Linked DNA regions of Homo sapiens: region 1 is linked to region 2. A link is an interaction called in ENCODE POLR2A ChIA-PET data of the cell type or tissue named here. Cell type or tissue: CD4-positive, alpha-beta T cell. All regions are shown on one strand. Each heading gives the region's core, and the rest is flanking DNA. Links, peaks and the distances in the headings are about the cores only.

What was found. Peaks named below come from ENCODE experiments on the same cell type or tissue, not always from the same donor. Only the 100,000 strongest peaks of a DNase experiment are listed, where the experiment ranks them.
Region 1: POLR2A ChIA-PET joins it to region 2 with 17 read pairs; 8 of 35 experiments call an interaction of 5 or more read pairs at or near these places.

The regions. Positions count from the first base shown.
Region 1 is chr6:24,892,434-24,908,432 of GRCh38, reverse strand. The region is part of intron 1 of RIPOR2 (RHO family interacting cell polarization regulator 2); the gene reads left to right. Among named protein-coding and RNA genes, the nearest start is that of RIPOR2, 36 kb to the left of the region's middle. In CD4-positive, alpha-beta T cell, for the core only: no CTCF peak of the experiment used is centred there; DNase peaks (open chromatin) are centred at 8,262, 8,582 and 8,882; H3K27ac peaks cover 3,358 bases.
Region 2 is chr6:24,943,392-24,959,390 of GRCh38, reverse strand. LOC105374981 (a long non-coding RNA gene) reads right to left here. Exons shown (of 3, transcript XR_007059514.1): 3 at 8,900-10,294. It also overlaps a transcript of RIPOR2 not described here and the pseudogene MTCO2P33. Among named protein-coding and RNA genes, the nearest start is that of RIPOR2, 15 kb to the right of the region's middle. In CD4-positive, alpha-beta T cell, for the core only: no CTCF peak of the experiment used is centred there; DNase peaks (open chromatin) are centred at 7,470 and 10,170; H3K4me3 peaks cover 3,448 bases; H3K27ac peaks cover 6,243 bases.

The sequences.
Region 1 (15,999 bases), core at 4,784-12,783, 52 kb after region 2:
GGTGAATAGCACAGACTTCAGGTTTTATATTAAATGGCTGAATTGTACATACAATAGTCCCTTGGGTTGAAGGGTTTGCAAACCAGAGTTTTATTTAATCATTTATTGCATTCAATGGATTATCTGTTTTCATTCTGAAAAGAAGTCAGAAGTCTAAAAACAGTTCCTTGCTTTTCTTGGGAGGAAGTGGTGATAGAAGTGAAAGTCCGTTTTATTTACACAATGGGTGCCCCTCAGGGCAATGGCAGATTTGACTTTCTACTTGGGCTTCCTGCACCGGTGGTCCTGTGAGTAGGGCCTCGTGCTTGTGAACAGCTCCTTTACCAGGCTTATTTTCATCTGCCAAGCTGAGCTCCATGAGCTGGGGGAGATAGACAGCTTGTGTTTGTGGCCATTCAACCAGAAAAGAATAACAGCTGAAAACAGACAATGGAGCAAGGGAATTGGGGTGGGGTGGGGGTGGGGAGAGGAGGTACAGATAGCCCAGTCACTCATAATTGGCTCCCCAAAGGCAAACCTAGGTGTAGAATGGTCTCATAAAGCAGTTGTCATGTAAACACCCTGCAATGTGATTATTATAAAGATCTGTTCAGAAAAGGAGAATGATCATGAGCATATGCCTTTTCATCTGGAAGGAGCCCTTCTTTTGGCTTCATTTCTTCATTTCATTTACTTATAGGCAGTTTCTTGAAACAACATTTTCCCCCTGAAAACAAGAACCTCACTGTTATGCATATGGAAACCTTCAAGTTGATTCAACTGAACAAAATCACTCAATGCATCATGTATCTCCAGTGAATTAAGCATGAAACCCTCACATGTCCTCTTCCCTCTTCTGTGTCTCCTCTCTGCAGCCACCAACTTCTTCTCTGGGTTCATGGTCCAGGTTTTTGTCTTGTTTTGTTTTGTTTTTTGGTCACAGTAAACTCATCTCACTTAGGTTGGAAACATTCCCTAAAAATAATACATGTTTTCCTGAGTGCGGCAGGCTATCTACAAAAAAGATCATTTACACATGGCCCTGTGCTGGATTTAATTCCCTCTAAGGAAACCGGGAACACTATGAAGAAAAGAAGCTGCTCCAATTTATTTTATTGTGCATTGTTTACATGACACCGATGAGTACTGTGTGGAGGAGATGAATGTTTTCACAAGTTCATTACATTAATTAAATAGGAAATTAGATTTTTTTCAACAGTGAAAGCAAATGAGGTGCAATATTTCTATGTTGTGTTCCATTAGATCAAAATGAGTTCTCTACCAGACCAAGGAGAGAGGAGTCTCAGAGGAAGTTATTTTGTACACCATTTAGCATTCTAAAACTGATTCACAATCATTTTTAATTCTGAGGTGGATTTTAAGTTCAACTCTGTAATGTTATATAATTTGGGAGAATCCCACTTTTGTTTCAACTTAAGCATGTGTTTACTGGGCAATTATTCTAAGGTCTGGTCAAAGTTAGACATCGCATTCAATATAAAAATATAACATATTGGCTGGGCACGGTGGCTCATGCCTGTAATCCTAGCACTTTAGAAGGCTAAGGTGGGAAGATCGCTTGAACCCAGGAGTTTGAGACCAGCCTGGGCAACATGGTGAAACCCCATCTCTATGAAAAAAAAAGAAAAATTAGCCAGACATGGTGGTGCATGCTTGTAGTCTCAGCTACTCTGGAAGCTGAGGTGGGAGGATCGCTTGAGCCTGGAAGGTCAAGGCTGCAGTGAGCAGAGATAATGCCACTGTACTCCAGCCTAGGTGACAGAGTGAGACCCTTAAGAAAAAGAAAAAGTGTAAGATATTGATTATACCTTCTAGGGAGCACAGTCTGGTGGAGAAGTAGGAGGAGCACAATTGAGTTGGATAGGTGACTGGATGTCCTGGTTTGCCCCATAGACACCTGTTGTTGCAGCATAATTATTAATAGCACCACCTTTCACTCAGAGGTGTTGCAATCACACAGTCACCCTAAAGAAAAGGACTATGAGAGGTCAAAGGAAGAAGGCTGTGATTGGAGTAGTCAATGAAGATTTCATTCATGTGCCTATTCTAAGATTACAGGTAAATGGAAAGGAAAAGGGACTATTTACCAGACAAAAAGACTAGGAAGACTGTGAGCTCCCTGAAGGCACAGAGGGTCTGTTTTGCTTGTTCCTATATCCTTGGGACTTGCATGCTGCCTACCCAATGGTAGGTATCAACTATTAACTAACTGCCTGTGAACCTAGATTTAAGATCTAGACTGAAGGTAGGAAAGTTAGGGACAGTCAAAAGGCATGTCTTGCAAGGAAGGTCAGATAAGAACAATTGTGAAACAAGGCTACTATTAATGATGATGATACTAGAACAAGGTTGGCCAATGACCATACCGAAAACCAACCTTATGTACTGAAAAACAACAGTGTCTTTTAATTCTTTCTTGTATTTGCCTCTTCACTTTTGGGTTTAATGCTATTGGCCTTTACCTCTACCCCTGGAAGTGATCTCTTCCTTCTCAAACAAATTGTTTTGGATGTTAAATGAAGAAACAATGACTCCATTCTCTTCAAGCTTGTCTCCTTCTGACCTTGGCTTCCAGGAGAGCTCTTGGAAGGAAGGCAAGGGCAGGAAAGTGGGGAGAGTACCTGAGAAATACAAAAGCAAGGCAGAGAAACGCTAAAAGCACACGTGATTTTCCTCCTCCTACTAGGAGAAATAAATTCAAAGTGACAGTTTCCTGGAGCTCCTGGAGCTAGTGCAACTCCCAAGAGGTCAATTCCAGTATGACGCTTGATTTATCTACTTTTTGCTACATATGAAGTCCTGGAATGACTTGGCTTTGGCCTTAGCTGTGACAGTCTACCTTCCAATTAATGTATACTCACACTAGGTGCCCTGCTGATATGCAGAGGTTCAAGGTTAACCTATCCTACATGAAGATTCCAAGATAACTACCAGCTGTAACCCTTGAATTGCAGTGCCGTATTTTTAGTTTATAAAGTTATTGGCAGCATTTTAGCCAATTTGATCTGTATCCTCCCAAGTTCTCATCTAATTTAGAGTTGTCTCGGTGATGCGTCATCCTCAGAAATAAGTGGAGCTTAGAAAAAAAGAGAGATGAAGCTGAGGTGATGGACACCCACAGGTGATCCAACATTTCATCAGGGCTCAGTTGCAGAGAATAGAATCTACTCAGCAGAAAAGATATAAAATAAAAAGGGTTACAGGATTGTTGGGTCAGGAAGGCCAACCAAATGCTCTCTAAGTTGAAGGATAAGGAAACACACTCTAGGTTGAGCTTTTTGGAACACCTAAGAAAAGTACATTGTAAAACAGGGCTACTGGAGCCACTGCCTAACCTATACTCAAGAAGCTATACACTGGCCGGGCGCGGTGGCTTACACCTGTAATCCCAACACTTGGGGAGGCTGAGGCGGGTGGATCATTGGAGGTCAGGGGTTTGAGACCAGCCTGGCCAACATGGTGAAGATTCATCTCTACTAAAAATACAAAAATTAGCTGGGCACGGTGGTATACGCCTGTAATCCCAGCTACTCAGGAGGCTGAAGTAGGAGAATCATTTGAACCTGGGAGGCGGAGGTTGCAGTAAGCAGGGATCACACCACTGCACTCCAGCCTGGGCAACAAAGCGAGACTCCGTCTCCAAAAATAAAAGAAGCTGTGCACTGATTTGAGAAGCTACTGGCTCCAGAATGAGACTACCACTAGCATGGTCAGGAAAAAGCCAGCCAGGAAGCCACTACAGAAAAAGCAGATATTCCATGAAGGTGGCTGCCAGCAGTGACAATAAAAGAAGCAGAAGTCTGCTATGGTAGGCAAAATAATGCACATCCACCACCCCAAAGATGTCCATGTCCTAATGCCAGGAACCTGTGACTATGTCGCCCTACATGGCAAAAGGGACTTTGCAGATGTGATTAAGTCAAGGACTTGACAGTATCCTGGATTACCCAGTTGGGCCCAATCTAATTCTATTTGTCCTTAAAAGCAGAGAACCTTCCCCTGCTATGTCAGAGGGAATGTGACTATGGAAGAAAGATAGAAAGATCAGGGAGATGGAACATAGCTGACTTTGAAGATGGAGGAAGGACCCACAAGGGAAGGAATGCAGGTGACCTCTAGAAGCTAGAAAGGGCAAGGAAACAGATTTTCTCCTCGAGCCGCCGGAAGGTAACACAGCCCTGCCAACACCTTGATTTTAGTCCAGTGAGACCCATTTTAGACTTCTGTCCTCCAGAACTGTAAATATATGTCATTTTCACTTTAAGCCAGTAAAATTGTGGCAATTTGTTACAACAGCCATCTGAAACTCATACACACAGCCTTGCCCCCGCTTCTACCTTCAATCTTGTGCAAGTGCATTTGACGGAGACCCCAACTCACACATGGAATCCTAGCTGCAGGGGATTCTGGGCAGTGCAGTTTTCAGCTTCCCAGCTCCAGTAAGGAAGGCAGCAAGAAGGGGTTGGGACGATGCTGAGTGCCGATCACTCTATCTGACGCAGCTGCCACTGAAAGTCATGAGGAAATCGGGGAGCTGCTGGTCTATGTGCATGGCACGATCCTTCTCTGAGGGACAGTAGCATGTGGCAGAACACAAGTGGATGCCTGAGATTTTTAGGAAGTTTAACGAGTGTTAAGTCATTAAGATACAAAGGGGAGGTAGGGGAGAGGCATCAGAATAGTTGCCTGTTTTACCACATTAGAAGTTACTCTCTGGAGGATACCCCCATTTATCTTGATGTAATTATTATTTATTGTGTGCCTGTATCAAAATGTCTCATGTAACCCCTAAATATACACACCTACTGTGTACCCATAAAAACTAAAAAATAAATAAGTTAAAAAAAAACAAAAAAGAAGTTGCTATCTGGAGATTAAGGAGAGATTTTATGTAAGTATCCATTTCAGGGATAAATATTGAATTTCTAAAATTTAACCTTTAACTACTTACAGTCCATCCATATGGCAGATTGGCAGATTATATTTTCCAAAGATGCCCTCAGTAATAACTCCCACCCCGCATGATCTTTCAATAAAGTGACTCTGATACTCTGATACATGGAGAGATGGGGGTTTATGTTCTCTCCCCTCAAAACTGTGGCTTTCTCAATCAATAGAGAATGTGATTTCTAAGGCTAGATCATAAAAGATCATTCAACTTCTACCTTATTGGCTGGAATACTAACTCTTGAAGCTATCAGCCACCATGCAAGCAGTCTGACTATCCTGAGACTACCATGCTAGGAGGAAGCCCAAGCTACCTGATCACATAGAGAGACCTGAGATGATAAGAAAGAGAAAGATGCCTGGCCAGCCCCCAGCTCCTCCAAACCCTGCTGTTCCATGTCCAGCCACCATCTGACTGAGGAGAGACCCTGAGCCAGAACTGTCTGGCAGAGGCCTTCCCAATTCCTGACTCACTGCTGTTGTTTCAGGCCACTACATTTTGGAATGATTTGTCACACAGCAATAAATAACTAGATTGGTTTATACGGTCAGACACAGAAAAAGGTCAAATATGACCACAGTGTTGTGTTATTCCTATCAAATTTCTTCCCTGTGAGGTAAATAACATGATAGTAGCAGTCACAGAACAGCCAAATCTAAAGCTCACCTTCTCCTCCTGCAGAACATTGGTCTAAGAAACCCATTCTTAAATTGTATATTAGAAGCAAACTGTTGCACATTTTGGTTTGTTTGCCGGGGGAGGATTTGGGAAAGTGGAGTTGGTACCATTGAGAAGGAGTTTAGTTTCAAACTGGCTAATCTAGCATGTGAACAAACAGGAATCCAAATAACTTGTTTTCAAAGCAGAGCTGTCTCAATGTAGCAAGTATAGGTAGTGCAAACCTTACTTCAGGAAGTGTCCTCAAATTGGGGTCCCACTTAGGAGATGGAGAAAAAGAGAAGGAAAAGTGCCAGTCGCGGTGGCTTGCGCGTGTAATCCCTACACTTTGGGAGGCTGAGGCGAGTGGATCGCCTGAGGTCAGGAGTTCGAGACCAGCCTGGACAACATGGTAAAACTCCAGCTTTACTAAAAATACAAACAAATTAGCCGGGCATGGTGGCGGGTGCCTGTAATCCCAGCTACTCAGGAGGCTAAGGCAGGAGAATCACTTGAACCCAGGAGGCGGAGGTTGCAGTGAGCCAAGATCGCGCCACTGTACTCCAGCCTGGGCAACAAGGTTGAAACTCTGTCTCAAAAAAAAAAAAAGAAAAAGAAAGAAAGAAAAAGAAAAAGTAATTGGATTGACTACTATGCTCTGACACCTGCAGTACATTCTGCCACAACTGGCGATCCCTTACTTCCTCCAGCCAGTTGACTGCTGGTCTTTCCTTTTCTACCGCTTCTCTTCTGCACAGGCCTCCTTCTTTGATACCTAAAGTCTGCTGTTCCTCAAGTTTAAGTTCAAGGTCCAGTTGAGAATAGTCATCACGATACTTTAGTCCCAGTGATAGTGCCTTATATCTCTGTGGATTTTTGCAGTTTTGAACAACTTTTACAACCATGGTCTCATTTAAACCACAGAACAACCCTGTGATGTAATATCAATGTCTCTAATTTCACAAATTAGGAAACCAAACGAATGGATTAGCTGGTTAGCACTGAGATGTTCTGACTCCTCACTGGGCGCTCTCCACCCCGGGAGGTCCACTTAGCCAGCCTGGAGGCAGCAAAAACTGTGTTTCTCTGGAGGGAGGAGAGGTGATTTGTTCTTCCTGCCCTCCCCCTTCAATCACCAAACTATGGCCTATTTGAGGTATGACCGTTTTCTCTTACAACACGACTAATGTCCTCAGTTGGACACTTGGTTTTGCAAATGGAAACCTGCCCCTGTAATGACATAAAGGTCAGGAATTGCTCCCTTTTCAGGCTCCCATGACATTCCAAAAAAAGTTTGCCCTTTGAATTTTGTCATAATGGTCTTTGGCCTAAAATAGGATAGAAATGGCACGTGGTGTTTCTTTTTTAAGGGTCATTTTTTCTTTCCAGATCCTCAATGTGTATTTCTTCACATTAGGATGTTTTCCAGATGTAGTTTTTGTTTTGGTTTGGTTTTGTTCTTTGGTTGTCACAAAATGGCTCTTTCCCTCACTGATGGAAGAAAATAACCAAAGCAGGAAGGGACTAAGGGGCTGCATTAACTCAAGATGTTTTCATAAATGTGAATATACAGTAATCAGGCTAAAGGTACTGAAAAAAGCCCTATTGAAAGGATGCATAGTTTTTCGTGTAGGGGACTAGTTTCACTCCTTTATAATCCAGCTGGGGGAGTATAAGCCTGGCCAAGCCTGGCACATAAGATTCTGCATATGGTAAAAATGACCTTCCCTCTATCATCTCCCTTTAGGTGAATCATAGATCTTGAGTGTAGGTACACAGGCAAGGCCTTCCTGGGCACAAGAGGAGTTTGAAGCCATCGAAATTTTCAAAAAATAAATACGAAGTCTAAGGCAGGTGTGGTGGTCTGTGCCTGTAGTCCCAGCTACTCCAGAGGCTGAGGTGGGAAGATCATTTGAGCCCAGGAGTTCAAGTCCAGCTTTGACAACCCCGTCTCTTAAAACAACAACTACCACAACAAAAAGCAAGACAAAACAACAACAACAACACATAAATGCAAATTCTGAATCACAGATATGTGTACACATATTTCATATTGCATATTGACAGAAAACTACAGAGTCTCACTCTGTCACCCAGACTGGAGTGCGGCGGCCAGATCACAGCTCAGTGCAGCCTCGATCTCCTGGGCTCAGACGATCCTCCCATTTCAGCCTCCTGAGTAGCTGGGACCACAGGCTCATGCCACCACACCCAGCTAATTTTTGTATTTTTTGTAGAGATGGGGTTTCACCATGTTGGCCAGGCTGGTCTCGAACTCCTGGGCTCAAGCATCTCCCTGCATCGGTCTCCCAAAGTGCTGGGATTACAGGTGGGAGCCACCACGCCTGGCCAAGCTTCTCATACAATGAAACATCCAATCTAAATAAACATGTTTTATATTATTATAAAAGTAATAGCTATCACTAAATAGCATTTCTAATGTGCCAGGCACATGTACTAATTCATTGAGTGCTCACAACACCCTGAGGTAATTACTCCATTTTATAGATGAGAGAATGGAGGCTCTGAAAAATTACTAAGAGGCAGAGCTTGGTTTTAAACCTAGGCCGTCTGGCATCAGAGTCTGGGCTGTGCTGCGGCTGTGGATGTAAATACACAGACTCCAAATTCAGAGCCACAGTTCCCACAGCAACTGCCAGTTTGTAGCATGTTCAAAAAGCCCGAGTTCTCCCACATAACTTAGCTGAGTTGTGGCTGCCAGATCTTTTGGCTTAGCAACTCGAAACAGAGACTGTCCACGTAGGCTGAGGTTCTCAGTTGATACCAAGGCGTTGATGAGACTCTTCAGGCTTCTATTATAATCAAGAAGAAGATTTTTCACATCCTCCATCTGAAAGGTTCATTATTCCAGCTGGGTAAGCTGTGTGTCTGCAAAGATGCCCTATCATCAGGAAATGAAATGGGCACTTTTTCTCCAAGTAAGCAATGCATGCTGATAAATAACGCCATATCAGTGGCGTGCCTTCTCCTTCCTCTTGCAAACGATTGACGCCTCAGAGATCTGAACAACCCCACAAAAGGGGAGGAAAATGGAGAAAAAACAAACTTGAGAGAAAAAAGGAATCATTCCTTTTCTTTTGTGAGGACTTTTGTCTGATCCGTGCCCACATGTAAAGTATCCCTTGATCAATTTTGTCTTAATTACTGAATGTAGGAAAACAAGCTCATTGTTAATTCATGCAGTTTTAATTTATGCATAGGAGAATTATGCAGGATAATTACCTGCAGTTGAAGGAAAATGAATAGCGTCAGATGTGGTTAATTCACGCATGGTTTACCCTTCTATCTCTCTATCAGAAAAGATTTAAAGTGGTAACCAATCTGAATGATATGCAAAATTGCATTGGTTTGCTAAGTAGAAGTATTTTTTTTATTTGCATCACAAATAGAGTTCTCAGATTTGGACTGACTAGATTTGAATATAATTTCCAGAACAATAGCTGTGATTCACTGACTTAACTCATATGTTATCTCTTCCAGAAGTGCCCATTTTTCAAATCAGTGCAAAAGAAGCTATCTTCATGGGCCCCATGTTAGCCTGAGTATAGTTTCCTTTATGAGGATAATTCAATGAGAATGATAATTATTTCCTATATCAAGATTTGTGGGAGATTTACGGTAATGATCACACTACTTGTTCCCACATTGTCCCTGAACCTTCATGATCCAGTGGCTTCCAAAAACTGAAACAAACAGCTGGAACAAATTATGGGGCAATGAATGGACATCAGTGGAAATTTCCTTGTGACTTTTGTCAAGCAATAGATAGCTGCTAAGGCCTCTTTGAACTCACACCTAGTAATTGAGAGAAGGCTAAGAGGTGGTTCAAGTTTACTGAAAAAAAAAAAAAAAAAAACTACTCCCTGATGTTGAGTTGAGACAGGTTACAATAATGAACAATTTTGAAAGGAGAATACCAGTATCAAAAGGAGGAGCCAGAGAAAGTAAATATGTTTTTGTTATGACGGAGCAGTAAATTTTACTCTGAGCTTCCTTGTAACCAGGCAGAAAGGGGAACAAAGGAAGTTATCACCTAAGTTCCTGCTAGCAGAAAGATGGGCATACAAAATACAGCAGTTCCTTAAAGGACACATTCCCTTAGTGATGAATTGTAAAAGTAATGTCTTATATGGGAACGTATACACGGGAGGTTAAATTGAGCTAGTTCATTGCAGTGAAGTTCAAGAGGCAACACCTTGCATATTGATCTTCATTCTTATTTTCTTATCCCTCCATCAAGCTCTCTAAAGATCCAAAAAAGGACAACCAAAGGAAATTTCACAAAGAGAAAAAGGAAGATCTCTATTTGGCTCTCAATTGCCCTTTTTTGAGAAAAAGTGATACAACTTATCTAAGGCAACTTTACTTGCCATAATCAGATTTTGTCTGCAGAAAATATTAGCAGGGTGAGTTGAAGATGACTTACCTCCTTGCCCCACACCCCCTCACAGAGGACCCCAGCTTAGACAATGGAGTTACAACTTCATAATAATCATATTACTGTGCCAGAACTTATCGCTTCAGATTATAGGTTCTAGTAAGACCAACTTAAGTAGGAAAACACAGCAAAGTATAAAAACACAAAGCTTTGTTTAGGTAAGGCCATTTGTCTTTTTACCTTTGACCTTAGTGATGATGATGATAATAATAGGATAATAGGTGTCATTTAACTGAGTGCATATTTTGTGCCTAGCATTACACTTTGGCTTGATGTTTCCTTCCTTCCTTGCTTCCTTCCTTCCTTCCTTCTTTCCTTCCTTCCTTCCTTCCTTCTTTCTTTCTTTCTTCAGGGTCTGGCTCTGTCACCCAGGCTGGAGTGCAATGGCTCAATCTCTGCTCTCTGCAACCTCCGCCTCCCGGGTTCAAGCAATTCTCCTGCCTCAGCCAGGCATGGTGGTGCGTGCCTGTAGTCCCAGCTACTTGGGAGGCTGTGAATCCCTTGAGCCTTGGAGGTGGAGGTTGCAGTGAGCCGAGATCCCGCTGCTGCACTCCAGCCTGGGCAATAGAACCAGACATCATCTCAAAAAATAAATAAACAAGTAAATAAAAATAAAAACACTAACTGTGACCATCTTTAAGATTCTCTGTAACTTAAGGCCCTCTGGTAATGAGAGGTATGATGGCATGAAATTGCCTCGGAGCCAACTCTCAGGAAATATGTAATACATACACATGTAAAGTTTAGACGAACTTTCATTTACTAAGACAAATGCCCTTATTAAACAATTTTCCTTGACTCTGGAAGTGCTAACAGAAACATAACTGGTAAATTTGATACTTGCCATTTCCTGCTGCGAATATTAATTGTGGCACACAGTGTAATCCGGAATCCAAATCTGGAGGATGGCGGAGGGGGAGGGGTGCTATGACTGGCTGTGTGCAGCCACCTGTCCACGCTGTGGCCCCCTTCTCTCTTCACCCTGAATACCCCAGTCTGAACAGTTGGAGGGCATCTGCTCCTGGGGCTGGAACACCCGCACTGCTGACTCAAACAATAAACTCATCCTGCCAAATGATGTATTTTTGGTACAGAAAAAAATTCTGGCCCTCCTAGGAATCGAAATACACTCTTAAGTGAATGCCTGTCATTTGTGAAAGACATTGCCTAGTTCACATTCTGAACTCTGCTCATCCCATTTGATTAGACTCAACACCCACATTCATTGCTCCCTGTGTTTTCACTTCCAATGTATTGGGATGAGGTTTGAGAAATATACAGTGTGAATGGCGTTCTTCAAAAAGAAAATGTTCAGAGCGGCTGATTGTCTGGAGGGTTTCACTGAAAAGCTCACAATCATATCATAGAAAATTGCTCTTAAAAATCATTCCTTCTGGTGGTAAAATACCCTGGGATCCTGTGCCACATTTAATACCAACTTTATTTATTTATTTATCTATTTATTTTGAGATGGAGTCTTGCTCTGTCACCAGGCTAGAGTGCAGTGGTACAATCTCAGCTCACTGCAACCTCTGCCTCCCGGGTTCAAGTGATTCTTGTGCCTCAGCCTCCCGAGTAGCTGGGATTACAGGCACGTGCCACCACACCCAGCTAATTTTTGTGTTTTTAGTAGAGATGGGGTTTCACCATGTTTGCCAGGATGGTCTTGATCTCCTGACCTCGTGATTCACCTACCTTGGCCTCCCAAAGTGCTGGGATTACAGGCGTGAGCCACCGTGCCCAGCCTATTTTTTAATAGGAAGAGCCAACTATTTTTGACCTCCTGATATTATGTAGTCTCTATAACTGAATCTCATCTTATTAATTCAACTTTCAAGAGAGTTGAGAATGCACAGTAGTTAAAAATGACAGCCCAGGTACATGATAAAATTCATGAAATCAACCTCCTTTGAAGTTTTTTTTCCTCTAGGAGATGTACAGGAATTCTCAATCTAGACTTTAGTAAACTGGAATTGACTTGATAATATATCCTCATCGCTGTAACAAGAACAGCAATGAACCCTTTCGCTGTTTAAGCACTTTCCATTAATTGACCTATATAATTTTCATAGCGACCTATGAGTTTGGTTCTTTTATTATCCCTATTATACAATTAGTTCTGGAAAACTTAAGCAACCCGTGAAAGCCACACAGTATAAAGTGGTGCTGCCATGCCGCAAACCCAGGCAGGCTGGATTCTTTGGTCTCAGCACTGCTGAAGTAGAAGGCATTTGTTTTGTTAGTGAAACTATTGGAAAACACAGGAACAGATGACAACAAGTTCCAATCCTGACACGGGGCTCCTTTTAAGTCTTCACAACAGTGCAATGAAGAAGTTCTTTTTTATTTTTTTATTATTTATTTATTTATTTATTTTTGAGACGGAGTCTCGCTCTGTTCCCCAGGCTGGAGTGCAGTGGTGCGATCTCGGCTCACTACAAGCTCCGCCTCCCGGGTTCACGCCATTCTTCCGCCTCAGCCTCCCTAGTAGCTGGGACTACAGGTGCCCGCCACCACGCCCAGCTAATGTTTTGTATTTTTTAGTAGAGACAGGGTTTCACCGTGTTGGCCAGGATGGTCTTGATCTCCTGACCTCGTGATCCACCTGCCTTGGCCTCCCAAAGTGCTGGGATTACAAGCGTGAGCCACAGCGCCCGGCCGAAGAAGTTCTTTTAAATCCTAAGATTCCCAGAACCATTCCTTGTATGCAACTGAACGAGTGACACAATTTTATCCTGTTTTTCTGGTAAATATTTGTAATGCCTTTTTCAAATATTTTGTGCAGTGAAGTTGAAGCCAAGCGACTAAAGAACATGAATGACTCCTTTTTTTTCTTTACATGTTAAAAGGATGGGAGGCAAATGTGACATGATCACTGCATGCTGTGTGTATGGAGAAAAATTAAACCCTAGAAGATTTTTTTTTTTTTTAAAGTACGTATGCCCAGGCCCCACCCCAGACTAAGTCAGAATCTCTGGGAATGAGGCTTGGGCAATGACATTTTTAAAAAGCTCCCCAGGTGCCGGGTGCGGTGGCTCACGCCAATAATCCCAGCACTTTGGGAGGCCAAGGCGGGCGGATCATGAGGTCAGGAGTTCGAGACCAGCCTGACCAACATAGTGAAACCCCATCTCTACTAAATAAAAAAATTAGCCGGGCATGGTGGGGTGTGCCTGTAATCCCAGCTGCTTGGGAGGCTGAGGCAGGAGAATAGCTTGAACCTGGAAGGCGGAGGTTGCAGTGACCCGAGATGGTGCCACTGCACACCAGCCTAGGCGACAGAGTGAGACTCTGTCTCAAAAAACAAAACAAAACAAAAAAACTGCCCAGGTAATTCTAAGATACGGCCTGGTTTGAGAACCTCTAAATTAGTGCATTATATTAGGCTCTTTCTAGAAGTTATTGATAGTTATATCAATAGGAGGATGCAGAGGTTGGGACAAGGGTAAATATTTTAATGTAGCAGATGTCTTCAAATAAACCCATTAAATCCATCTCTAACAGTCGACATGACTGTGGATTTAACCCTAAGAGTATAGGTGTGGGATGTTACTCTCTGAATAGCAAAGATGACCCATTTATCCATTTATTCTTGTTGAAACTGAAATGCTGTTATTATTGTTATACTGTGTTGTTGACCCTCAATGAGCGCCTAGTGGTTGGGAATGGTTATGGGATATGAAAGTAAAACGCCTGGGGACGGGGAACAGGAGGTCGTAGTGAGACACCAGTTACTGTTCTTAAACCATGTGAGCACTGAATTGGATTTGTACTGATTGATGATGTTTGTGGGGCCACAAGGCATTCTGAGAACTGATGATCCTCCCCTCCCGGTTGACAGAAAATTAAGAAACGGAAAAGGAAATTGTTAATAGTAAGGGAATTCTGCACTCTTAGCTAAAGGAGAATGGAGATAAGTAGTAACAAGACCCCATCTGGGTGGTAGAAACCCTCATTCCAGTTCCAGTTCTGCTAACAATCTTGTTGGAACAGTTGCCTACAGGTCAGTCTCAGAATACAGATGAATTTCCCTTCTATACAACCTCTTCTTATTCCTGTAAAACAGGAATAATAATCACTGTCCTACCTAACTCACAGGTTGCTGTTAGCATGTAGAGTAGGTGCCAAAGCATTTGGAAAAGTGCAGTCTGCAAACATGAAATATTGTCCTGAATCACCTTCGTCAATCAAGGTGTTTCTTTGAAGTTCCAAGTAATATTTGAGATACAAACAGCTGTGTAGCCACCAGGAGATGAACCTTTCTTTCTGTTGACTTTGACCTCTAATGGGTCACCTGCTCCTCATAGCACCTGGACTACTAAATTCTTTGGTAGCTCGCTATGGTGGAGAAGTCCTCTGGCAGTTGGTTCGAACACCTAACTTCCCTACATGGAGATCATTTAATCTTTTCATTTTTGCGTGGCTGATGTGATCCAGTTCAATGCTTCCAGTTGGCTCAAATTGCGCATTTGTTTCTTTGGATCCTGACAGCCTAGGACCTCTCTGTTCTCTTGTTTATGGTGAAAGTCCCAGAATATTCCCACAAGCTTCTCCCTATAAACCAGATGATAGAGGCAAAATCTAAGGTTCCCTGACAACACGATTCTCTTCCCCTGTTGATCTGGGTCATATCCAAGAAGGATGCTCCCCAGTTTGGTTGGGGCTTCTGTATTTACACAGATGTTGGCCTGAGTGGAGTGGAAAATTAGGTAGATCTGGAATTTATTGAAGCCAGTTAATTTGAGCACCAGTGTGGTCAGATTATAACCTTCTTGTTTGCTTTGAAGTGGGATAGGGTAAATGCACCAGGCTAAAAGGCCAAACCAAATCATCTTCTAGAGAAAATAGACACATTCCCCTTCTCATGGCCTCATCTTTATCTGCACAGAGACCTGAGGAGGACAAGGGTTTTCATATATTGCCTACAGTCTATGTCCCCCATTCTTACATTCACTGTGTCCTAAAGTGCTCCATAAAGGGGGTAAAGGTTAAGAATTACTGTCTCTGAGACTGCCCTCACCTACTTTATGCTAGACGAGTGTCCTGATACCCTTAAGCTATTTGGGATTGTCTTTTTGTATCAGCAGTGGGCTGGTAGACACCCAGTAAATAAACTTTTCAAACATACACAGGAATAGAGTAAATGAGGTAACAAATTCCTGAATATCCATCACCCAGTTACAAAAATTGGCAAGATTATTCCATGCTTGATCGATCCCTTTGGTGATTGTTGCTGTTGAAGTATCTTAAAGCAAATTCAGACCTCTGGATTTCACTTGTACCTGCTTCCACTGCATCTCAAGAGTATGCACACTTTTGTTTTGTTTTGGTTTTTTTAGAGACAGGGTCTCACTCTGTTGCCCACGCTGGAGTCAGTGGCAAGATCATAACTCACTGTAGCCTCAAACTAAGTATGGACATTTCCTTGCATAACTCTAGGGCCATTTTACACCTGACAAAATTAGCAAATTATCATCTAATATCTAGTACATATTAAAACATCCCAAGTATCTTAAAATGACTTTTCAGTTGGTTTGCCATTATAGTCCAAACAGAATCCACACATTGCCTCTCTTGCTATGTCTCCTGCGTCTCTTCTTGTCCTTCTCCCACCATTTTTTCCCACGAATAAATTCATTAATCAGTAAGAAGTCTGAGGCCCTGTGAAAATCTTTCCAGAGAAGATCTGTTGCCTGCTTTATTTCTCCCAGGCTGTCCAAAGATTCAGCACCTCTTACTCCACTGTTTATAACTTCACCCAGGCTGATGAGATGAGGACACAAGAAAATGAATGAAAACTACTTTCTCCCCAGTGAACTAGAAAAAAAATGGAAAAGGCAAGGGCCAAAAGAAGCCAGGCAATAGAGTGAGATTTGAGTCCCAGAAAATAAAAAGTGGCCTTCAAACAGTTCTTGTGTGACCCAGAGGATAGAGT
Region 2 (15,999 bases), core at 4,181-12,180:
TGTCATGGACATCACAGATTTTGCTCTCAGAAAATTCTGAAATGAAACAGTGCATTAATTACATTAACTCCAAGGCTACCAGTTATGAGTTGAATTTTGTCCCCATAAAAAGATATGTTGAAGTCCTAACCTTTGGTACCTCAGAATGTGACTTCCTTTGGAAACAGGATCATTGCAGATGTAATTAGTTAAAATGAAATTATACAGGAATAGGGTGGGCCCCTAAGAAGACACAGAGATGCAGGGAGAATGCCATGTGAAGATGGAAGCAGAAGGGCCACGTGCAGTGGCTCATGCCTGTAATCCCAGAAGTTTGTAAGATCAAAGCTGGAGGATGGCTTGAGCTCAGGAGTTCAAGGCTGCAGTGAGCTATGATTGGCCACTCCACTCCAGCCTGGGCGACAGGGTGAGACCCTGTCTCCAAAAAAAAAAGAAAATGTAGAGCTTGGAGTGGTGCATCTACAAACCAAGGAACACCAAGGATTGACGGCCATTTCCAGAAGCTAAGACAGAGGAGGCATGGAAGGGATTTTCTCTCAGAGTCCTTGGATGACCCCCACCCTCCTCACACCGTGATTCCAGACCTCCAGCCTCCAGAACTGTGAGACAATAAATTTCTATTGGTTTCAGCCACCCAGTTTGTGGTACTTTGTTACAACAGTCCTAGAAAATGAATAAACCATCGTATACCCAAGAGTGAAAGTTCACTCTGTTTCTCACCCCAAATTATAGGCAGACATGTTTCCAGTGTAGCTCATCAAACATCAAAGAGATAACACATCATTGGGTGTTGATTATACGTCTCAGGAATAATAATTAATTTTAATAGCAAAATTCTAAGAAATCTTTCATTTCTTCTAAGTGTTTATTCTCCCCCTCTCATGCTAAAATAAGGAGTTAATGCGCTGGGAAGTAACTAAGTAAAAAATGTGTTGAAGAAATAGAAATGTGTTTATTTTGATTTTCAGAGAGGTTTATTTTAACTTCCATTTTAAATTTAGGTTGCCTTTGTGAGAAGGCTAAAAATAGATCTAATGGATATTAATATTGTGTTAAATTAATTTTGAGTATCAGAATCCATCCTTCCTTAGATCATTTTCAATTAAGGTGCATATGCAAATTCTGCTTTGCACATGTCAACATTATTTAGTAGATGCATTTGTACATATGACCATACTACACTATAATAACCATAGTTATTATTTAGTGTTCTATAGTGTTTCATTGCAAAACATAGCTTTTTAAAATTCATTCTCTGATTCTTAGGCATTCGGATATTTTTCCATTTTTGCCTAAATAACACATCTTTGTGTATATTTTTTGTTCTCTTAGATTATATCCTTAAGTTATTTTTCAAAAGACATTACTAGATCAAACTATTAAGAGTATGTTACTTGTCACCATCATACACTCAAGAAAGACTGATCCAGTTTACAATACCACCAACAGTGTTATCAGAAGGATTTGTAATTTTTTAAGTGTAATTGTTTATTTGTTTTTGCTTTTTTGTTTTTTGAGACGGAGTCTTCGCTCTGTCGCCCAGGCTGGAGTGCAGTGGCACGATCTCAGCTCACCGCAAGCTCTGCCTCCTAGGTTCACTCCATTTTCCTGCCTCAGCCTCCCAAGTAGCTGGGACTACAGGCGCCTGCCACCATGCCCAGCTAATTTTTTTGTATTTTTCAGTGGAGACGGGGTTTCATCATGTTAGCCAGGATGGTCTCGATCTCCTGACCTCGTGATCCACCTGCCTCGGCCTCCCATAGTGTTGGGATTACAGGCGTGAGCCACTGCACCCGACCCTCCTTCTCATTCTTTAGGAATCATTTGGCCATCACTCCCTCCAAAAGTCTTTCCTGACTCCCATGGCTCTATCAAATGCCCTTACTAAGAGCCCACAGAACCCTATATTTCCCCTATGATAATGACACTCATTGCATAACATTGGAATTGCCAGTTAACTTTTCCCAGCCACCCATTTACCAGCTATGTAACTTTGGACAAGTTACTTAACCTCTTGATGCTTTATTGCCTCATATGAAAAGTGGGGATATAAATAGTACCTATATCATAGTCTTGCTATGAGGATTAAATAAGATAATATTTGTAAATCACCAAGAACAGTGACTGGCACATTGTAAGTACAACTTAAGTGTTTCTTAAAAAGAGTCGTTACACGTCTTTAGACAGTGAGTCCCAAGAGAGATTTTTAAAAATCTTCCTGTTGCATCCTTTATAAATGCTACTTAATGAATAATACATCAATCAATTAATTAAGCAAATGTACCAATAATTCAAAGCTACCTCATATTTTCAAGATCCAGGAGAAATGGTGGATAATAGATGAAATAAGTTTTCAGAGAAGTCAAGAGAAGACAGAGGCAGAAACAAAGATAACAGTTTAAGTTGGTGGAGAAACGATAGGTTGTTCAATAAATAAAACTTGGATCATTTGTTAACCATTTGGAAAAAACCTGAAGTGAGAATCCACCCACAGCAAAAACAAAAGTAATTCTACGTGCAACTGGTAATCGAAAGAGAAAATCTTAAAAGAACTACAAGAAAACAAAACAATGTTTATCTGATTCTGAGCTAGAGTAGATATTTGCAAGCAAGGCACAGAGAGCAAGATTTATTGATGTGGAAAGACGTTCCCTATAAATTGAGAGCTGTACAGATGAGTTATTAAAACTCCAGCCTCTGCGGCAGACTGCCTAGGTCCATAGCCCACCTCTACCGCTTAAAAACTTCAAACAGATTACTTAAATTCCTTAGGCCTCAGTTTCCTCATCTAGAAAGTGGGGATTATCATAATAATTACAACTACCTAGCGTGTCATGAGGATTAAATGAAATATTTGCATATCACAAATGATATAGAATGATATCTGACTGAACTTATTTTTATTAAATTTATATAAAAATTATGTCAGCTCATCATATCTCAGAGGTAAGATGATAAGTATTTAAGTTTTTCTCCCTTTTAACAAAAGTCTAATGGTTTCACAATAAGCATACACTGCTTTTAAAATAAGGAAAAAGTTATTTTTAACCTAAAAAATCATCTTAAAATCTCAGTGTAGAATATTTGTAGTCATGCAAAAATATTTATGATCTATTGTAAGAGGGAAAAAGAGATTTATGAGATAGCATGTGCGGAATAATTTCAATTGTGTAAAAATACTTATTTAATGTGCAGAGACACACAATCATGTGTGGAAAAAACAAAGAATCTACAATGCCAGCAGTAATTGTCTCTTAATGTTTGAGTTACATGTGATTTTTATTTTCTTCTTTGTGTCTTTCATATTTCCTAACATTTTCAATATGGATATGATTAATTACAAAACCAGAGAAAAGTTGTAATTTTTTTTTTTTTTTTTTTGAGACAGAGTCTCACTCTGTCGCCCAGGCTGGAGTGCGGTTGCTGCAATCTTGGCTCACTGCAACCTCCGCCTCCCAGGTTCAAGCAATTCTCCTGCCTCAGCCTCCCAAGTAGCTGGGATTACAGGCACCTGCCACCACACCTGGCTAATATTTTTTTGTATTTTTAGTAGAGACAGGGTTTCATCATGTTGGCCAGGCTGGTTTCGAACTCCTGACCTCAAGTGATCTACCCACCTCAGCCTCTCAAAGTGCTGGGATTACAGCCGTGAGCCACTGCACCAGGCTTGTAATTTTTTTTTTTTTTTTTTTGAAGGAGCAGCATGGACCTTAGACGGAGTAAGAGATAGGTTTTCAACTATAACAGAGGGGAAGAAAAGAAACTGCAGATTTAAAAGCGGAAGAGAAGAAAGTAAGAGAGTCATGCTTGATGGTCTATATTTTCTCTGAAATAGGAGGTGAGATAGGGAGAATGGTTTAAGCTTTGAAATAGTGGGGGGAGGAATGAAAAAGGGCTAACTAGAGATCTTTTTTAAAAATTGTGAGCAGGGGTGAGGGGCCTACTGTGTTTTAAAACTAACTTAATATTGTGTGAGCTGTGAGCCTTCTGTCCCCCAGGGCTCAGATGCCCCGGTCTAGGATATGGAGACAGATTAATCCAAGGCTGATGAGAGGTTACAAAGAAAATATGCCACGCATAGCGGAAGATCTGGAAGGTTCTAAGCCAAAATATTAACAGTGCTTATTTCTGGCTCTTGGGACTATGGTTGGATTTTAAACTTCCTTTTTAAATCTTACTTGCTTTATTTACAATGGACAGGTATTATAAATTGATAAATTTTTTGACAAAAAATTAAAATGCAAACAATACAAGCAAACATATAGAAGTAAACTCTCCTCCCAAAATATCTAATCCAGAGATAACATCCTTGTTCACATTTTGGCCAACATCCTTTCCTCTAAGCACATCTACACATACTCAGTATATATGTCATTACCTGTTCTACAAATCAGGATATATAAACGGCCACAACTCTTAATTCTTTTACTATTTGTTCATGTCCATATATACCACATTAGGAAGAATGCCCTAAGTGCTGCACAGCCACCAAAATGTCTAAGAATCTCAAAGACTTTCTCATTCTAGAAGGCATACATTTTATTATCAATGCTAGGACTCTTGGGAATGAGAATACGTTATTAATCCAACGTGTGCTGTTTATTTCTTTGCCATGAGAAGCCACTATTAAAGACGGGGCCTAAGGCTGAGTGCAGTGGTTCACACCTGTCATCTCAGCATTTTGGGAGGCTGAGGCAGAAGGATCACTTGAGCTCAGGAGTTCGAGACCAGCCTGAGCAATATAGTGAGATATTGTCTCTACAAAAAATTTGCCAGGCATGGTGACACATGCCTGTAGTCCCAGCTACCTGGGAGGCTGAGACAGGAGAAACGCTTAAGCCTGGGAGGTTAAGGCTGCACTGAGCCATGATAACACCACTGCATTCCAAGCTGGGCAACAGAGTGAGACCCTGTCTCAAAAAAAAAAAAAAAAAGGAGAGAGAGACTGGGCCTGCACAGTTCACCAGGTGTGATTCCTGTGTTGCAGCGGCAGTCACTGGTCACCAATCCTCACCTGCCCTGCTGTGTTTCTCAGCTTGGGCTTCAAAGTTGGAGTTCTCCCTTCTAAAGTCAACATTCTGCCAAGGATCATAATTGTGCCAGGGTGTTTGTATCTGAAGACACTGACTAGCGATAAGAGAAAATATTCAGGAATAGGGAGGTCCACTTGCTAAATGCAAACCAGCCTGCCTCTGAGCATCCTCAGGTGCTTCTGTTGAGTCCAAGTTACCAACCCGCCCTCCAGGTAATTTTATTTAGGGCTCTGTATTAGTATGCTTGGGCTGCCATAACAAAATAGCCCTGGTGGCTTCAACAACAGAAATGTATTTCATCACAATTCTTGGGGCTAGAAGTCCAAGATCATCAATGTTCCAGCTGTAAGAAGAAAGCATATCCTTCTTTCCCATCACTAGGTTCATGACTGAGGCTCCAATAACAAAGGACCGATTAACAAGAGAAAAGCAGACAAATTTAATGAACGTAAGTTTTACATGACAGGGGAGCCTTTAGAAATGAAGACTCAAAGAAACAGAGAAGCTTGTGTATTTTTATGCTTAGGTTTGATGACGAGGAGACAGTCATGCAGATGTATGATTGGACAAAGGGATCATCTAATGTTCATAAACTGGGGGAATGTTTTGAAGACTGTTCAGATTCTTCTTTGTGTCTTTGTGTCTTCAGAAATAAGGGTCTACCATTCCTCCAGGTATAGGGAAGGTACTTCTCAAATGAAAGCCTTGTGACCCGCTTCAGCAGAGAAGGATGAGGGAAAGGTGAGAGCGACCTTCTTGCTTCTGCTGTTTTCTCAAATGCCAAGGTACCACACTTTGAAGTAGCATGGCCTGAACCCCATCTCAGCTGATTCGCTTTCTGGTGAGAGCTCTCTTCCTGGCTTGCAGGAAGCTGCCTTCTCATTATGTCCTCACATGGTCTTTCTGTGGGGCACACACCTGGAGAGAGAGAGGGCTCTCCAGTGTCTCTTCTATAAGGACACTAATCTTATCAGATCAGGGCCCCACACTTATGATTTCATTTAACCTTAATTTTTTTTGGGGGGGGGCAGAGTTTTGCTCTTGTTGCCCAGGCTGCAATTCAATGGCACAATATCGGCTCACCGCAACCTCTGCCTCCCGGGTTCAAGAGAGTCTCCTGTCTCAGCCTCCCAAGTAGCTGGGATTACAGGCATGCACCACCATGCCTGGCTAATTTTGTATTTTTAGTAGAGACGGGGTTTCTCCATGTTGGTCAGGCTGGTCTTGAACTCCTGACCTCAGGTGATCCGCCCGCTTTGACCTCCCAAAGTGCTGGGATTACAGGCATGAGCCACCACACCCAGCCATAACCTTCATTATTAATACTTCCTTACTCCAAATACAGCCACACTGGGGATTAGGACTTCTATATATGAAATTCGGGGAGACACATACATTCAGTGCATAACAGGTTCTCACTGTGCTTCCCACTAATTCTATGCCCAGCACTTTCCCCTACTGCGTTATCACATTAACTATATGGCTACTCCTTATTTACATGTGTATGTTATTCTTTCTAGATTTAAAAAAGACTTTTGTAAAGCAAACAGCATACATTGTTTCTTTCTGTCTAGTGGTGTGCTGGAGTCAGCACATACCTGCTTATGAGAGCCAGTTGTTAGTTTCAGAAATGTTGTGAGCTGTTTGTTAAAACAGCCATGATTTAAAATTAAATTATATAAGTGTGCAATTAAATAAATTACATTTAAAACAATGCTAATAAATACTCAATACTCATCAGCTCCTCATTACTACCTTTTATTATTATCTGTGCACTGGAGGTTATTTACATCGATTGTATCTGGTTGGTGGAAATGGTGTGCTACTGTGCATCTCTTCCCAACTTTGCTTCAATGATGTTGCATTAGTAGCTTGAAATTAGTCATGGTGGGAGTATTAGCACTATGAAAATCCATAAGCACTGCAAATCAGCTCCCTTACCTCAGAGCTAGTTATTTAGTTTTTACCAGCATACTACTCGCAGTCTATATCCCCAGCAGCCAACATGACAGGATCCCCAGTAAATGCTGTCTGACTGGCTGGATGAATGGATGGATGATAGGAAAGAATAATAGAGAGAGAGCAGTAGAGATTAGGTGACAGGAATAACAGCTGGCAGAGGATGTTGGCTAGGTGGGGCATTTACTATTCTGCGCTTTACCTTGCAGCCTACCCAGCCAACAACCTCAGTTGTTCTATTTCCTTCTTTGTGGGTTTCTCATGTTGTGTTCTTACACATTGTGCAAAAGAGTGCAATATAGTACAGAAAAAATGTGGTCATCCTATGTTGCTCCATCGCATTTCAAAAGAGGTATAAATTTTACATTCTGGTTCATTCCACTGGAGACAGTGGTGTGGCAATGTCCACTGCAGAATACAGGAAGCCCCACATTTACAATTCACTACATATTTACGACTACTGTGGATCCAGCGGAAGGTAAGCAGGGTGGGGTCCTGTTGTGGCAAGGTAGTCTTTACCACAAGTTCCGTTCTCATATGCCCTCATCCCAGTGTGTAGAAAGAAAGGAGAACTAAATATTGCTGCCAAAGCTGATTATTCTGTGAATTAGGGACCAGTGAAAAAATCCTACCCAGAAAATGCCAGAAGCAAGGTCTGGATTTCTTTTTCTCACCAAACCTTTAAAAACTCCGCCCCACCAACCATGACATTTCCTTTGTACCAGTTTTTAATGTTCCTATGAAGTGCCTTACACAGTTTTCTTTTAGCGCATGTAAACAGGAGAGAAACTGGGAAAAACAACTAGAGTAGCAGAAGCGTGAGGCAAAGGAACTGGAAAGAAAGTGATGGAGAAACATTTATTGTTATAAGCACAGTTGCTTCGGAATTCTCTTTAAGCTGCTTTTGAAGGGATCCTTTTACGGAAGTCTTATCTTTGTCAACAAAATTTGAAGACCCCCTATTCCATTAGTTGGCAGACAACACCATGCAAAGACAGCGATTCGACTGCAAAACTCATGAATGAGCTGATTAATTTACGTGAGAAAATGTCTATTTGCCCCTCTCTTACAAAAAACCTGGGGGCTGCAGCACTTAGAAGACAACACAAGTTCTCCTGAGCATAAAAACCATAATCAGGCTCTGTGTAATGGTAGTTCCTCTGCCTAATATTGGGAGGTAGAGCAAAGGTCACTGTAGGGCAGAGTGTTCCGATCACCCTGACACCTGTGACCTGGTGACCACCCACTACTCTCTCAGGTGTCATTCTACCACTTCCATGTTGATATGAACTTCTAAAGTCTCTGATCGCTCTTGCCTAGAGAACTTCTGGAAATCAATGAAGTCATTGATTTTTAAAATGTCTGGAACATTGATTTCTATCAGGCCTCACGCAAAGATCTTGGCTGACCTTTGTCTTCTAGGATGTCGCAGTCTAGCAGGGCATGCTGCCTTCAAAACTGACACACAAGACCTAGATCCTGTGGCTGCAAGTCTAATGCCTGGACTGTGTTCTATGGTACTGCAGAGGTCAGCAGAGAAAATAAAAGATTTGAGAAATCAGCACTAAAGCAGCAAACCCTATGCACCCAACCCCATCCACCTCGCCTGTTAGATAGCTGCACTTTAGGCTTGTTTAAATGAATATATTTTCTTTTTGTTCAGATGGAACAGTTCAGTCATCCCTGTAAGAACTTTCTGGCATAGGTTTCCACAGGTTTGACTCACTGGCTCTTCAAAAGTGTTTTGGCTTGCTCCGGTGACCCTGCCATGTTTCATGTCCCCTACTGCCCATTCACTTAGATTCCTTGTCCTTAATCTCTGCATCAGTAAAGTGAGGACAGACACACTGAGCTCCCTTTTACTTCGTAAGGAAAACAGAAGGATAAGCCACACATACTCCCAAGTATCTTAGGGAAAATGTGCCTTTATTGTCATTAATATTGTCATCATAAAGTAAACCATGAGATTACAGGATTGTGCAAGAGTGAATGCAGAGCCCAAATTTTTCCAAGGGTGAATAAAGGATGGTTGAATAGGAGGGAGGGAGGGAGGAAGAAAAGAGAAAGAATCTTGCATTTAAGACAAGCATTGCCAACTTTCTGCCTTCACAGAGTGATCTGGCCCAAGCAAGTACTTGACAGGATTATTATTATCAGATAATACCTATAATCAGCAATACCATATTACTTTTGCATAAAGTTTTTACTAGAAACCATCCAATGAAACACTACTAGGTGCTCTTCCAGGAACATTTGATACTCAGCACCTTGGTTCATAGCAGCACCGGGCATTTATACTACCCTGTAAATAGCAACAACTGAACTACATGGATGCAACAGGCAGCTGGTTGCATTTGCAACGTTTTTGACACTAGGTCATCTCTAGGATGAGCAGTGAATATAGTGAGAGAGTGGAGCCACCCCTTCCCCGCTCTGCTTCCTCCACCTCACTCACTCACAATACTTAACAACTCTCCTATTTGGTACTTTGTTAAAACTTTGGATGAAATTTCATAAGAAAATAATTCACCCAGAATTCTAACATTTCTCCAGGGGCTGCCCCTTCCAGGTGGTGGGCTATAGCACCCAGGGGCTTTCCCTGAGGGACAAGGAGCTAGGCCCTGGTGAACTCTTGCTAACCAGCTTCAGATCTCTGAGGGGCCACTTCTTCACCTCAGGGTGGCTAGTGAGCCCTGCGCCCCATTGCCACCATGGGTTTCCATGATATTAGAAGATGGGAATATAATATTTATACTGTTTTTGGCATTTGCCAAGTCCCCACTGGAAAAAGCAAGCTGGCATACCTTTATTTACTCCTGCCCATTTTCTCCAAGGTTGCTTAGAGTCCCCAGAAAGCTGGCCCAACCTACCTATTTCACGAAACCTGACCCTAAAGATGTCCTGAAAAGCCCTGAGACCCTTCACGTGCAGAGGCTGAGAGGGCAATCTAATGACTCTACTGCTGAATTTGCAAGGATACGGGTTTATAACCGTTGGTAAGGTGAGAAGTCTCTAAAATCTGCTGTAAAAACACCTTTTAAAGGCTTCAACCTCGTGATACTTTCATGAGGTTTGAGTTCTGGGTTTTGCTTCTTGTTTTTTGGAGAGCTGGCGGCTTTCTGCTCCCCTCCCTCTTGAAACTATGGTGTTTCTATCTTCTTGCTTTCTCCTCCTCTGGCCCCCAGCATTTTCCTTGGTCTACACCCTTGTTTGTAAGTCTTGGTTCACTGCCTTCAGCGCTGTTTGTGGTCTCAGAGAGGATGGGTGGCGCTTTTCAAATTGTTGTCACACCAGATATGGTTCTAAGAAAAGGAAAAAAAAAGATACTATTTGAAGAGTTAAGGAGGAGAGAGTGACATGGATGTACAGAGATGAAATGAGCCCTGGATTGTTTTTGACACCTAAGAGAAGTCAGGGAACAGGGACAAGAGGGAGAGGGTTGGAGAGAGGAGGAAAAGGGGCCAGAACCAGTGCCTCAGAAGCTTGACCCATTGGTCGTTACAAAGTTTCCCTGTGGTCAACCTGAACTGACATTTAAAAGGCAAAAAAATGTTTGAAATAGGAGAGTGGCTGGGCGTGGTGCCTCACGCCTGTAATCCCAGCACTTTGGGAGGCCAAGGTGAGCGGATCACCTGAGGTCGGGAGTTTGAGACCAGCCTGACCAACATGGAGAAACCCCATCTCTACTAAAAATACAAAATTAGCTGGATGTGGTGGCTCATGCCTGTAATCCCAGCTACTCGGAAGGCTGAGGCAAGAGAATCTCTTGAATCCGGGAGGCAGAGGTTGCGGTGAACCGAGATTGTGCCATTGCACTCCAGCCTGGGCAACAAGAGCGAAACTCCATCTCAAAAAAAAAAAAAAAGAAAGAAAGAAAGAAATAGCAGAGTGATTAATAACTAACAACTCCCATGAGCAATCATCTGAGACAGACACAGAGCAGTGAAGGAGAGGAATCTGGGCTCATCATCCTAATGCTCAGAGGTTCTCTTCATAGTCAGGTATTCTGGGGATTGCATCTGTTTTGAGGCCCAATGAGGGGATAGTTAGTTCATGAGTGCAGGACATCTTCGGATGAGATTAATATACGGATGGGGATCTCTACTGGGAGAATTGTTTGGTTATCAACATCCAGGAATCGAAGTTTTCCTGGCTTTAAGTCTGCTGTTGGGACTATATAAGAATCGAAGACTAATTCTTCATAGCCTGTATATTCATAGCTTCAATATCATTGGTGGCCAATTGCTTTGACAGTGATAGAAGGGTTGTTAACCTCATCTGTTATGTACAGAACACGTAAGGATAGGAGGGCAATTAAAATTAAGATAATGGCAGGTAAAATAGTTGAGACAGTCTCGATTTTTTAGGCATCTATGATGCTAGTATGAGTTAATTTTTTGGTGAGTATTAGGAAAATAATGTATAGGACCAGGGAACTAATTAGGAAAATAATTATAAGAGCGTGGTCATGGAAAGTGAGCTCTATAATAGGGGATATAGCGTTTGAAGGCCAAATTGAACTAGACGAGCTATTAAAACATGCGAGAGTTAACTTATACATTAAAAGTTGAGGCAATATCTCATTTTTTTTCTTTTTTCTTTCTTTCCTTCCCTTCCTTCACTGCTCCTTCCTTCCCCTTCCCCTACTCTTTTCCTTCCCCTCCCCTTCCCCCTACTTTTTCCTTCTCCTCCCCATCCTTTATTTGAAAGAGAAGAAAAGGTAGAGCCCCTTTTTGAAGAAGATCAAGGCTGCTAATTAAACTGTAAGGAATCAGAGGAGAATTGCACCATCTTCTTTCTCCACCAGTCCCAGGTCAGGAAAACATGAGACTTTATTCCCTCCTGAGCAGGACCGTTCCATAATTCGGTCCACAGGACACGTTTTCTTTTCTTTTATTCTGGGGTTTTGTTTTCACTGTTTCATTCTTTATCGTAATTTATTAATACATTTCAGACATTAAAGTAGGAAGGTACATTCAGGGTTGAGCCTTCTAGTACACAAAAGAGGAATGGTGATTTCTTACTCGATAATTCTTCATTTCCTCCATCCAAATTGACCCAAATGCATGTAGTTCTTCCTGGATGCCTGACAGAGCAGAGTTAGAGTGCATCTAAGGTGAGCCCAAAACCCGAGACGGAGAGTTGAGGTGTGTTTCAGCCTTATCTGGGCCCACGTCTGTCCTGTAGCATTGATAGGCACCCAGAGCCGAATTTGCGGGAGGGAAGGCTGAAGTTTTAAATCAAGGAGTGTCTCTGGATATCCTCCCACGGAATCTTTAAAAAAACAGACACAATCTGGAAGTATTTTCCTTCCAAAAGAAGAATATTCTGCTCCTCCTTCACGTTTTCTCTTTCTTCCTCCTTTTTTCTTTCTTCTTTCTTTCTGTCACATAGTCTTCAAAATATCTCTTTCTCCAAATTGTTTTTCTGTCTCTGTATAGTCAGAGGTCACTGAAACACATATACTGAAAAGAAGCCACGCCAGGAAGAATTTTCAAAAACACTTGGCCAAAATCAACTTAACAAGTCCTGAATTCTAAATCCTTGTTTTATTCCTTCTTTGAGGACAAGAAATTTGGAGGCCAAAAAGAAATACGTCAGGAGAGACTGGGTCACAGCCCACAAAGCTAGTATGTGCAAAGGGATGGCACTGCGAAGCCTACCTCCTGCAGGGTCCAGACCCCTTGGGCCCCTATTTCTTTTGGCTCCCCCAGGAACCCCCTGATCCCAGTCCCTGCCCTACAGGTCCTGCTGTAGTCCTACTCTGCTCAATGTGAGATCTGCACCAGTAGTCTTTAACCATCTTATTTTATTTATTTATTTTTTGAGACGGAGTCTTGCTTTGTTGCCCAGGTTGGAGTGCAGTGGTGCGATCTTAGCTCACTGCAAACTCCACCTCCCAGGTTCAAGCGACTCTCCTGACTCAGCCTCCTGAGTAGCTGGGATTACAGGATACAAGGTTTCCAATGCGTGAAGGTATGTAATTTTTCAGAATCTACTTTGGGCTTTAAAAATGAGACGGTTGGCAGGGTGCGATGGCTCACACCTGTAATCCCAGCACTTTGAGAGGCCGAGGCAGGTGGATGGCCTGAGGTCAAGAGTTTGAGACCAGCCTGGCCAACATGGTGAAACCTCATCTCTACTAAAAATATAAAAATTAGCTGGGCATGGTGGTGTAATCCCAGCTATTTGGGAGGCTGAAACAAGAGAATTGCTTGAACCCAGGAGGTGGAGGTTGCAGTGAGCTGAGATCATGCTACTGCACTCCAGCCTGGGCAACAGAGTAAGACTCTGTCTCAAAAAAAAAAATTAATTAAAAATAAATAAATAAGTAAATAATTATCATCTTCCAGCATGAAATCAAAATTTTATTAGAAATGTATCTCTTAATGAGATGAGTGAGGTTGACTTTCTTTCAGTGAGTTCATTTATCCATGGATGAATATTACTTTTGCTACAGTGAGACAGGAATTTGTAAAAATATTCATATTTTATTTATATAGGTGTAAGCACTAAGAAGCCAAGTTCACATAAGAAAATAAACGAGAATAAAAGAAATTTTTTATAGAGGTATCACTGAATTATTTGTGCTAAATTGATATTTTTCTAGTTTATAATTTGAATTTTTCTATTGGTTCTTTTACTACACTTTTTATTTATTTTCTTAGTGATCGCCTTGGGGATTACAATTAACATCTTAATTTATAGCAATCTAGTTTAGATTAATACCACTTTAATTTCAAGAGAATATAAAAACTTTTATCCTCTATCACTCTACTCATTCCCCTCTTCTTTGTGCTGTTATTGTCATACAAATTACACCTTTATATATTATATGCCCGTCAACACAGATGTATAATTATTGTTTTACGCAATTGTCTTTTAAATCAGATGAGGGAAAAGAGTTACAAACAAGAAATACATTTGTACTGTCTTTTATGTTTACTTATGAAGTTACTTCTACCAGTGCTCTCTATTTTTTCTTATGGCTTTGAGTTACTGTCCAGTGTCTTTTATGTCAACCTAAAGGACTGTCTTTAGCATTTCTTACAAGGCAAATCTACTAGTAATACACTTCCTCAGCTTTTGTATATCTGGAAATATATTTATTTCTCCTTCATTCTCAAAGGATAGTTTTGCTGGATATACAATTCTTAGTTGACAGTTTTTTTGTTTTTATTTTTTACTTTCAGGACTTTATATATGCTGTCCCCTTTCTTCTGCCTTCTATGGTTTATTTCTTTTTTTTAATTGATATATGGTAATTGTACATATTTTGGGGGTACATGTGATATTTTGATACATGTATGGAATATATACAAATCAGAGTAATTGGGGTATCCATCACTTCAAACATATATCTTTTCTTTGTGGCGGGAACATTACAATTCTTCTTTTCAGCTATTTTGAAATATATAATAAATTACTGTCAACTATAATTTCCCTACTGTACTGTCAAACACTAGAACATATTTCTTCTATATAACTATTTTTGTGCCCATTAACCAACTTTTTTTCATCCCTTTGCCCTTTATTGCTTCTAATGAGAAATTGCTTTTTAGTATTATTGAAGATCCATTGTATATGGCAAGTCACTTTTGTTTGGGTGAGATGCTCTTTGTTTTTGACTTTCTACTGTTTGATTATGATGTGTCTAGTTGTGGATTTCTTTGAGTTTATCCTACTTGAAATTCATTGAGCTTCTTAGATTTATAGATTAATCTTGTTCATCAAATCTGGGAAGTTTGCAGCCAACATCTTCTGGGCTTCATTAGGGACTTCCTATTGATTGTTTATTTTTCCTGTGTATAGACCATACTTTCTTGCTTCTTTGCATGTTTCATAATTTTTTGCTGAAAACGGGATGTTTAAAATTATATGGAAACTCTGGAAATCAGATTCTCCCTACTCCCCCAAGGTTTTTGTTGCTGTTCTTGTTGTTTTTTTAGTGACTTTTCTGAGATAGTTCTGTAAAGTCTATATTGTTTGTCATGTGTGGCCACTGAAATCTCTGCTTGATTAGCTTAGTGGTACACTAATGACTGAACAGAAATTTCTTTAGATGCCTGGGACCAATAAATCTTGCAGTCTTTGCCAAGGGGTTCTATATGCACACTAGGACACACTTTCAATGCTCAGTTAAGCACTTTACAACTCTGCCTTAGCCTTTACTTTCTGCTTCTGGAGAGCCTTAAGGTTAGCCAGTGGTCAGACCTTAGGGCCTTCTCAAGTATTTTCTGAGCATATACACAGCTGTGGGCATGCACGTAGCCCTATATAGGCTTCACCTTCTAGATTCCCAGGAATATGTGGGAGCTTTTCAAAGTCTCCTATGGGCATCTCATTCCCAAGCTTTTTCTTTTAAGCTTTTTGTTAAGCCTATTGTTTGCCCCTAACTCTAATCCACTGACTTAGGCGGCTGCAGTATTGACTAATTGCCTGTGATTCTTTTCAACAAACACCCCCAAGGAAAAGACTGTTCACACTTGGCAACTCTAAATCAGATTAAATAAAAAGGCTTGTGAGTGAAGTCTTCCAGAGAACCACCAGACAGGTCAAATAGTGACAGTTTTGGGGGAATGGGACTTTGGGGGGAATGGGACTTTGAAGAAGCTTTATCTCCATTCTGCAACCATTCCAATAGCTGCCAGGCTGTTGATTTTCACTGTGATTGCAGGCTGCTGATTTTCAAGGCTACCACAGAGATAAGGTGAAGTGTGTGGAAGCTGGTAAATTAAAATGCCATAAAACTCATTGTTCTATTGAAATTCAGCCATTTTTCTTGAATAAATGCTCCTGGATTGCTGTAAGCCTTTGGTTAATTTCCAGCCTTCTGCAAAAGTCGATACTGGCCATTTTCCCAGTTTCTTATTGCTTTTATGGAAGAAAGGCTTTATTATTATTATTATTATACTTTAAGTTTTAGGGTACATGTGCACAACATGCAGGTTAGTCACATACGTATGCATGTGCCATGTTGGTGTGCTGCACCCAATAACTCGTCATT